Regions from separate parts of the Homo sapiens genome. Here region 2 is linked to region 1. A link is a loop called in an ENCODE intact Hi-C map of the cell type or tissue named here. Cell type or tissue: CD4-positive, alpha-beta T cell. All regions are shown on one strand. Each heading gives the region's core, and the rest is flanking DNA. Links, peaks and the distances in the headings are about the cores only. Region 1 overlaps MBNL3 (muscleblind like splicing regulator 3). Region 2 has its middle 24 kb from the start of FIRRE.

What was found. A loop is a pair of places that touch in the nucleus more often than their neighbours do. Peaks named below come from ENCODE experiments on the same cell type or tissue, not always from the same donor. Only the 100,000 strongest peaks of a DNase experiment are listed, where the experiment ranks them.
Region 2: a loop joins it to region 1, with 3 times the contacts of the local background. A loop is called at or near these places in 2 of 110 quality-filtered maps.

What each region holds. Positions count from the first base shown.
Region 1 is chrX:132,460,595-132,465,989 of GRCh38, forward strand. All of the region lies in intron 1 of MBNL3 (muscleblind like splicing regulator 3), which reads right to left. Among named protein-coding and RNA genes, the nearest start is that of MBNL3, 26 kb to the right of the region's middle. In CD4-positive, alpha-beta T cell, for the core only: a CTCF peak has its summit at 3,036 (motif pointing left); no DNase peak of the experiment used is centred there.
Region 2 is chrX:131,851,727-131,857,121 of GRCh38, forward strand. No RefSeq gene overlaps it. Among named protein-coding and RNA genes, the nearest start is that of FIRRE, 24 kb to the left of the region's middle. In CD4-positive, alpha-beta T cell, for the core only: CTCF peaks have their summits at 3,048 (motif pointing right), 3,249 and 3,453; a DNase peak (open chromatin) is centred at 3,045.

The DNA.
Region 1 (5,395 bases), core at 207-5,206:
CTAATTAAGTGCTTCTGAAATAAATCACCTGAACTTATCTCATTCAGTGTAGAAATAGAAATCTGACAAACCTTATTCCATTACTTTATAGTGGCTCAATTTTTTAAATTATTATTACTTTTTATTTCAACAACCTTTGAGGTACAAGTGGTTTTTGGTTACATGGATGAATTCTATAGTGGTGAATTCTGAGATTTTGGTGCACCCATTACCCGAGAAGTGTACCATGTGCCCAATATGTAGTCTTTTATCCCTCACTCTCGCCTCTCAATCTCCCACCATGAGTCCCCAAAATCCATTATATCACTCTGTATGTCTTTGCGTCCTCATAGCTTAGCTCCCACTTACAAGTAAGAACATACGGTATTTGGTTTTGCATTCTTGAGTTACTTCACTTAGAATCATGGCCTCCAGCTCCATCCAAGTTGCTTCAAAAGACATTATTTTGTTCCTTTTTATGGCTGCAATGACTCAATTTTTAAAAAATGATTTGTTATGTATTTGCTCTGAAGCCATCAAGGTCCTTATATAAATACTTACAAAATGATAAATTCTGGAGATGAACACGGATGAACAAGAAAAAAATAAAGACAAGTGGTTCATTTGCTTTCTGTTTTTCCAGAAAGATCTACAGGTAAAAGGTACAGAGAGATACACTTTAGCTCAACACAGTGAAGAGCCTTCTCACAGCTTGAGCTTTCCGAAAGTGTTTTGAAATGCTTTTCTGGGTGGTACACTCCTCTTCACTGGATTTCTGTCACACTGGCTGGGAAGTTGGGCTAGAAACCCCCAAACGACCACACAAGGCTAAGATACCATGAGTCAATAACTTATTATTATAGTATCAGAGAGGAAGTGCATTTCTAACCTGTATTCTAGGTACATAGCACTGCATTTGGCTTTTGGGTGACACAAAATGCATACAAGATAGTTTCTTCTCTCAATGAGCTTATAATCTAGTTGGGGAGATAATCTCACACCCCAAAAGTATCAGAGGCAGCATATGATTAAGTTCTGAATTTCACTTGCTTTTTTATTTAAAAAGAATATAAAATGACAAGCTTTGCCCTCTTAGAATGCACTCTCTTATCCAATGGCAGTATTTCTTGTAGATCACAATGACTGTATCTATGTAAACAAAAAAATAATCATTGCAAGGTTCCTATTTTCCTTTAGCATGAATGGGAATATGGTATATCTAACAAGATATCCCAAGTGCAAAGCACTACATTGATAGCAGATGATTCAGAAAATGCAAGAAATAAAAATAAAAATAATGAACCTACATATTTCTATTATACATAAGAATCTGTGCTTTTTATAGGAAGTTGAGTAGTTCAATCATGAATGCAAGCAGACCTGAAACTATGCATTCCCCCACATTTTTGCTTTAATATGAAAGCCTGAGTTACAGACTCACAATGTGGGCAGTGATGATCTACAGGCCAACTCCCTCATTTTTCAGAGAAGACAATAGGACTATAGAGGATAAATGACACAGTCACAAAGGGTGACAGAGCCAACACAAGAGCTCAGTTCTGATAACTGGAGTTGAATATTTTGTTCTACATTTTGGAGAAAGTTTAAATCTCAATCTCTTTCCCAATCTCAATCTCTCTCTCCCTCTACCTCCCTCTCTCTCCTGTTTCTCTTTACAGTTAAACTCCCAATTTTCATGGCATGATAATACATGTGGTCAAAGAACTAAAGCAACTATGTCTCTACTTAAAAACCATTCTATTTTTTTGAATGGGAAGTTGAAATAAATGTTTTCAAAAATTCAGTAGAAATAGACTATTGGCCTCCTTTTGCAAAGCAGACTGTAAAACTGCTGGGAATCTGCTAGAGAAGTTCACAGGTAATTTCACTATTTGATGCAAATTAGTTTTTATACCAATCCAAGCATCAAAGTCCACAAGAAAGCATAAGTTAGAATGAGTGACAAGCTGGAAGCTAGTTGGTGGAAGAGAGACCACTGCAGGACATTTTCAGAGACCAAAGAAAGACACAGCCACATGTCCACATATGTATACTATACTGTTAGAAACCAGTGTGTGTGGAGGGGTGAGTACACCTGCACTATGTGTGTGTGTGTGCATGCATGTGTGTGTGTGTGTGTGTTGTTATTTTTGGACATAGGTGTGGAATCTTATGTCTAATGGTCAAAAAGGAGCTAAAACTACTCACACACTGTATTCAATACGTGACACAGTTCTTTCCTATATAAAATTGCTAGAGCTTAACACTTCACCTGAAACCCAACTAAACCAGACTTTAGTTATTTAGGGCACTTAGAACTAGTAGCAAAACAATTAACTAGGGCAATAGAAGAGAAAGCTATAAGCAAAGAGCCACGGGAAGTTGTCCATAAGCATAGGGCCCAGAGCTTTTTAATAAACAAAAAAATTTTGAATAACGTAAAGAATCAAGTTCTCCTTTAAAGAAAAACTAAAGAAAGCACATGAGGTGATTTAAAACATTTAAAGTTTGGTGAAAGAAAAGTACTCATAATTACGCACTCTCATTTATTTAAAAATGCATACCAATCTGACTATACTTGGAAGCTGATTGAATATTTATATTGAGGCGGGGCGCCGTGGCTCATGCCTGTAATCTCAGCACTTTGGGAGGCTGAGGTGGGTGGATCACCTGAGGTCAGGAGTTCAAGACCAGCCTGACCAACATGGTGAAACCCCGTCTCTACTAAAAATACAAAAATTAGTTGGGCATGGTGGCTCACGCCTGTAGTCCCAGCTACTCCGGAGGCTGAGGCAGGAGAATCGCTTGAACCCGGGCGGGGCAGAGCTTGCAGTGAGCCGAGATCACACCACTGCACTCCAGCCTGGGTGACAGAGCGAAACTCCGTCTCAAAAAACAAACAAACAAAAGGAATATTTACATTGACCATTTTAATCATTAATTTTCATTAAAAAATCGAATTCAGTTGTGTACTATAAACCTATTCTCATTGTTATCCACACACGGCAAGCCCAGATGGTTACAACTTATAACCACGCACCACCTAGTGGCAGATAACAGAATTGCAAGCATAGTGGCTAGTTAAAAATAAGGAGTTTCGCACACAATTTTAAAAAAAAGTATCCCATAAAATGTTAAGAAATTACTAAAACCACGCCTTTTCAATGACTGCTTTTTCTCATTCTGTGGTATTTAAGATATACAGATTATTAGAACTCAATCAATTGCATAGCAATTCCTATCACTGTGTAAGATTTAGAAATAAATAAATTTCTCATTTATAATCTATCAAACAAACATGATCTGTATATGTGCCAAAGTTAAAAAAGGTTAAGCCATCACTGTCCCTAAAAAATTTGTCTGCAATTTTTAAGGGGTTAGGGGAGAATAATGTGGCATGAGATTATGAACATAAAAAATGGATGTATGAGAAAAATAGATTTTCTTCCTCTGTTTTATGAAAAGATAAAGCACAATATTGTTGGAAATCAGTAGAAATGTGAAATAGATTCATTTAATGAAAATACGGAATTAATTTTTTAATCATGGTTACTAAAAACCACTTTTGATAGAAACCATTTCAAAATACAAGTCCTTGTTTTTGTCTTGGTAAACAGCATATCGTAAACGGAATTAAAACTTTCTCTCATTACTAAAGAACGTGGTTATACTTTTCTTAACACTGAATCCTTGGTAAATTCAAATTTTTCCTAATAATCAAATACAAATAAAACTTCTGTCGACTGTGGGTTTCAGACAGTTGGGTTCTACTTAATTAATATTTCAATGCACCTGAGAAAATGTATCAGTAGCCCTCAGTGAAAAGAAATAATATGATCATACAATGTAAATAAATATGATGCTAAGTTAAAATCAAGAATATCTTCTCCTCACAATTGCAAAGGTTGATAAAATAACAGTAAAGAATGAAGGGGCTCTTGGTTTTCACATCTAGGTGGGAACTCAGAAGTGAAACTTAAAACACCAAAAAAACATTAATTCCATATGCCATTTCTTTACGAGCTTATTCGGGCCAATAGAAAAATCAGCAAGACCATTAGTGGTAAGTGGAATGGTGCTGTATCAACTAAAGATGTAACCACACAAAAGTCTTATTGTATTGACTATCCAAATACATTTTATATGCTAAGGAGAGGTAAGAAGAGCTTGTTTTAAAAACCATCTGGCCGGTGCGGTGGCTCACACCTGTAATCCTGCACTTTGGGAGGCCAAGGCACACGGATCACTTGAGATCAGGAGTTCGAGACCAGCCTGGCCAACATGGTTAAACCCTCATCTCTACTAAAAATACAAATAAAAAATTAGCTGGGCGTGGTGGCATGCATGTGTTATCCCAGCTACTTGGGAGGCTGAGGCAGGAGAATCGCTTGAACCCGGGAGGCAGAGGTTGCAGTGAGCTGAGATTGCTCCATTGCACTACAGCTTGGGTGACAGAGCAGGACTCCATCTCAAAGTAAATAAATAAATAATAAAAACTTTTTAAAAAGGGAAGTAAAACAGACTTTTTGGTGCTAAGCACATAGTAGGTTTTCAAAAATATATTAGCATATATAGGATTCTAATATACAGGCTATCAAAAAGCTTACCTCTGGTAAATTACTGTGTGTGTGCATATTTGAACATAGAAAACTCTAGGGCACATCTTGTAAGCTGTAAGCTACTATGTATTTATTTTGTTATGGTAGTGGTAATACTTTTAAATAAATTGGAATATTTGTTGCTCATTACACTATGAATGGTACAAAGCTAAACTTAACTTTAAAAGCTATGATTCTGGAAACAATACATGTGGTTGTTGGCACACACAAGTAACATTTATATCTGTATAATATTATCTTCTCTGTATTATAGCACAGGGTATTGTGAGCATTCACATTCACACAGCACTTGAAAATCCTCATATGATAAGCAAAGTATTATTGATATTTTTTAAAAGTTACACTGGTAAATCGAACCTTAAAAAGTTAGTGTTCTTCATCTTCGTTCTTCTTTTAGTCCACATTTCTATTTTTAAATAATGCACAAGTATTTTGAAGCATATATGATATTGATGACAGAAAAATAATTTTCCCTCCAAATACAAATGCATATTTATAAAAAAGTAAAAGGTGTACATGTAAACATTCAATGGTGACACCAGTTCATTTTAGACATTTCCTGAACAGGCTCCCTTAGACTGTTATCAGTGAGATATCTAATAATTCTTCAATCATATTTCTTTGAAAAAAGAGACTAAGAAGATTAATATTATGTGTTCTTTTACCTCACAAACAAACTCTATGAGTTTGGAAGTATTTTCACTGAGAGCAGATACTTATTTATGATGCTGACTCTGGTCCCAAAATAATTTTCTCACTGTGATAATTTCTATGACAAATAATTTTGATTAATATTG
Region 2 (5,395 bases), core at 71-5,070, 610 kb before region 1:
CAATTAGAGATATTAAACTTACCACAGACCCCACCCTCTTCTGCTAATAAGTAGTCTAGTGCTAGCCTGTTTTGATAAATTGCCACAAGCATTTGGTTTTGTTGTTGCGCGAGCATTTCCAGGGCTGAGGCGGTTTGGTTAGTGATTATCTCTAGAACCACCTGTAGTGTAATTATTCTACTTAGCATATATATGGGAATGTGATAACCCCATGAACCATCCTCAGCTCAAGTGGCAGGTCCGTAATATTCGATGATATGTTGTGGAGGCCATCTGTCCTCTTGCCATCTTTGGCTTCCTCCTACCTTTAAGGATTGTTTTTCTCTGTTTAAGTTCATACACAGGGACTCCGAGGGTGTTGCCCGCTGTTAATGTTTTGGAGGAAGGAGTAGGCTTGGGGGTGAGCTTGACCCTGGTGTGATGGACCCCGTGCGGGAGTCTTTGGGCTTTCACTGCAGTTGGCATGCTGAGTATCACAGTGTACGGGCCTGTCCACTTCGGTTGTAGCTTTTATTGAGGGTCGGGCTGGCAGATAAACACATCTGTGCCTGCAAGACAGTTATGTTGAGAGGACAAGGAGGTGTCGACAGGGAGAGGCATGGCCTCATTTACTGCTTCACGAATAAAATACCGTGTCTGGATTAAGGAGGGGAGGTAACTCCCGAGTGGCTCAGAGTCTGCTAAGGGTGTAGGCCCTAAAACAAAAGTTCGGCAATACATGATTTCAAAGGGACTATAAAAAGAGGGTGGTTTTGGTGTTGCGTGGAGGGTAGGCACAAGATTTTCATATTTCCTTTTGGGAGTTTTCTGAGAGTTTTTTTTGTTTTCTCATGAGTTGGGGGAACTGTTGCCAAATTTTGACAAATGCTTTTTTTGCATCTATTGAGAACAAATGGTTTTTCTCATTAAGTCTATTAACGTGGTGAATTACAATAATTCATTTTCAAATGCCAAATTAAATTTTATTTATACAAGATGAATAAGTTCTAGAGATCTGATGTACAGCATGGTGACTATAGTTAACAACACTGTATTGTATACTTGATATTTCCTAAGAAGGTAGAGCTGAAGTGTTCTCACCATAAAATAGAAAAGAAAATGGTGACTATGTGAGGTGGCAGACATATTAATTAGCTTGATTGTTGTGATCATTTCACAATGTATTTCAATATCAATACGTCAATCTTCATACCTTAAAAATACACAGTTTGGGCCAGGCGCAGGAGCTCATGCTTGTAATCTCAGCACTTTGGGAGGCTGAGGCAAGAGGATTGCTTGAGCCTAGGAGTTCAAGAGCAGCCTGGGCAACCTAGTGGAACCCCATCTCCACAAAAAATTTTTAAAAATTGGCGGGTGTGGTGGTGGTGCATGCCTGTAGTCCCATCTACAGAGGCTGAGGCAGGAGGAACACCTGAACCTGGGTGGTCCAGGCTGCAGTGAGCCATGATTGCGCCACTGCACATCTGCCTGAGTGACAAAGAAGTCTCTCTCTCTCTCTCTCTCATTATCGTATAATAACAAATATATACAATTTGTTATTTGTCAATTATATGTAAGTAAAGCTGAGAAAATACTAAATATTGTATCCCTGGGGTAAACTCCATTATTCCTGATGTATTATCTTAGGCTTTTTCTAACTTTAGTACTGGCTTTAACATTCAGATATGAACATGATTGATAAAATTATGTTAAGGGTTTTTATTATCAATTTCTGATGATTGAGTGTCTTAACACAAATAGGCATTGGGTATGTCAAATGCTTTTTTTCTTCTTCTACATTTATGAGAAGGATCATAAATTTTTACGAGGTTCTATTAAAATGACAAATCATTTTAAAGGCTTTCCTAATATTAAAAACCCTTGCATTCCTAGAATAATATGATTAATCATGAAATACTTTTATTTTGCCACCGGTTTTTTAAAATAACATTTAATTTTTTGTGTCAATATAAGTGAGTTTTGTCTATAGGATTTGGGTTAGTTTGTTTGTTTTGGCATTTGTTTTTGTTGTTGTAGGATCAGTGTTGCAATTACTCTAAAATTAAATTTTATACGGGTATCTCAGTTAACGACAGTGCCATAAATCTGAATCTCTCAACATATCCTCTAAAAATTCAAACATAACAAAAGAAAAACGAATGAATATACAGAAATCCACATCCATAGCATAACTAAAAACATAGAAAATATCCAAACTTTGAAATCCGTACTTGGAAAAGTAAGCTTCAAATCTCGTGAACTTTCTTGTAAGGACTCCTATCACATTTCTTCATGGAAAACAGTCTGGGAAATCTGATTGGAAGAGAGAATAGAGGAGCCAGCAGTAGGCCTAAAATTGATCTAAAACCACCACTAGATAGAGAAATTTATCCTAAGTGCAAATCTACTATAAGAGTGCTAGTAGATTGGAGTTCTTATGACAAGGAAGGGGCTTAAAGGACAGATAAAATGACAAAAATCAACATCCACAACTTAATTAGAAGATGGACAATGCCCAAACTTTATTTAAGTTACCAGTAAATAGAGTAAATTTAAGTTATTTATTATTTAAGTTACCAGTAAATAGAAAATTCAACAAATCCCAGTGAGCTACCTCTCAAGCACTCCTGTCACATTCCTTCACAGAGAACAAGGACAATCTGGGAAAAACTACATGGAGAAAGAAGTGGGGAAGCATCACACCCAAGATGAATCTAAAGTATTTGTCACAAAGACTAAGTCATACTAAGTGTGAAAGTACCGAAAATGTCCTAGAAGACCAAACATTTTACTACAAGAAGAGAATTTAAAAGTGCCCTAAGACCAAAAGTCGTCACTTCTGGTAGAGAAGAAGGTGAAAAAGATGGGAGAAGTACCCTTTGAAGACTGGGTAGTGAAGAGGAAAGGAAGCAAAAGGGCAAAATATAGGACTTTGCAAAACAAAGAAAACCCAAATATGCAGAACACACAATCCCTCCTATTACCACCAAAAAGTTAAAAAAAAAAAGATGCCAAGCAAAACATTGAAAAATAAAACTCTACTCTGCCAACCAAACAGAAGAGGGTGCCCTTGAACTACAAATGTTATAAACTACTGCAAATTCATGAAATGATTAAGCAAAAATAAAGCTATTATAAGAAAAAAAAGAAAAAGAGAGAAACTCTGCTGATGAAATCTCCACCCCCAAAAGCTATGATGGTGAAGAAAATTAAAATAATACTCCTATGTAAGTTTCTTATGTTGTTGTAACAAATCACCTCTAGCTTACTAACACAAGTTGTTTGTTGGTTTAAAATAATGCAAATATATTATCTTACAGTTTTGGAGGTCAGAAATCTGAAATGGATCTTATGGGTAAAATTGAGGTTTTGGTAGTCATTCTGAAGGTTCTAGAAGAGAATCCATTTCCTTGTTGTTTCTAGCTTCTAGAGGCTGACTGCATTCATTGTCCTTTCTTCCATTTTCGAAGTGTATCAGATATTAAAGGGGGAACACTAACTAGCACCATGTTTTGTTAGATTGGTGTTAGAGGTATTAGTATGAAGTCATGGTGTGATAGATTAAGATGAACAGATAGATGCACAGATAAAATGACACAATTATAGATATGGAAAGAGATAAGTATATGTATATATTATGCATATACATTTATATATACATTTACATATACACATATTGATGTGCATACATGTATATACATGCACATATTTTCTAATTCTGTCTACTCAGAGATCCTAGAAGCAGTGACACCACAGTAGCAATAATCATGTTTAGTGCTCGGCTCTTAGTTGAGATCAAGTATTCTCCACTAAGAGGAATCAATTCTTTGGAGAAATGGCTGATCAAAAAGCTGAGACTAGACAAGTACATGATGAACTGTGAACACCATGTTGTTCAGAAAATAAGAAAGTGGCCAATGAATGGTATATACATGTCAAAAGGACAGAGAAACCAGATTATAGTGTGTACCAATGACCAAACGAGGGACAATTAGAACATCAGTATAAATTATGACAGTAACATTATAACTCATAGAAAAAAAGAAAGCACTATACTGAAATAAAGAAGAAATTTTAAAGGAGAAAAAAGTCTTCCTTATAGTGGTCTATGAACTAAGAATGTAGAAAGAATAATGAACATAAAAAAATCACCATTTCCAGCCATCATGGCAATAATTGATTCAGGCAATAATTAACAATAGATGCTAAAACTGGGGATAAACATTTGATGAGTAACCAATTAATTACATAGTCTCAAAGTATCTACCACAAGATATTTATTATTTACAAAGGGGAAAACTTTAACTTCACAGTGAGGAAACCTGGCAGACACCATCTTAACAAAAGGATCACATCAAATGCTAACAGCACTGGTAAAGGGACAAATTGACATTTTTTTTGTCTCTTGATATAATGCATTGTGAAGAACTTGTCATTTCTGTGATATTCTCGTCAAAAACACATAACCTGAAAATAATCATGAGGAAATGTCTGACAAACCCCAATTGAGGGACATTCTGCAAAATAACTGTTATGCACTCCTCATAAATGTGAAGGTCACGAAAGATAAAGAAAAATGAATGATTTTTTTTCAGGTTAAAAGAAACTAAAGAGACATGGCAATTGAATATGACTCATGAGCCAGAATTTTCTTTTTCTATAGAAGACATTATTGAGATAACTATTAAGATTTGAATAAAGTCTGTAGACAAGCTAATAGTACTATGTTAATGTTAATTTCTTGGTTTTTGTAATTGTGCTTTGGTTATGAAAGAGAATAATCATGTTTTTAGGAAATACAAACTACCGTGTTTGCAACTTACTTTCAGTGGGTCAGAAAACTATTATACCTATATGCAGATGAATACATATATAAATACACACAGAGAATGATAAGCAAATATAATAAAATAACTTTTTGGTAAACTTGTTGAAGGGAGTGAGGAAATTTTTTGTACTGTGCTTTCAACTCTTTAGTAGGTCTGAAATTAGGTTTAAAAAGTTTCTACAGCCAGGCACAGTGGCTCATGCCTATAGTCCTAGCACTTCGGGAGGCTGAGGCAGGCGGATCACCTGAGGTCAGGAGTTCGATACCAGCCTGACCAACATGGTGAAACACCACCTCTACTAAAAATACAAAAAAATGAGCTGGGTGTGGTGGCGGGCGTTTGTAATCCCAGCTACTCGGGAGGCTGAGGCACAATTGCTTGAACCCAGGAGGTGGAGGTTGCAGTGAGCCGAGATCGTGCCACTACACTCCAGCCTGGGAGACAGAACAAGACTCTGTCTCAAAAAACAAACAAACAAACAAACAAACGAAAAAAGTTTTCACCTCTGCACTCCTGCCTGGACAACAGAGTGAGACCCTGTCTCTAAAAAGAATATAATTTTAAAAAATTCATCATGCTTAACAAAA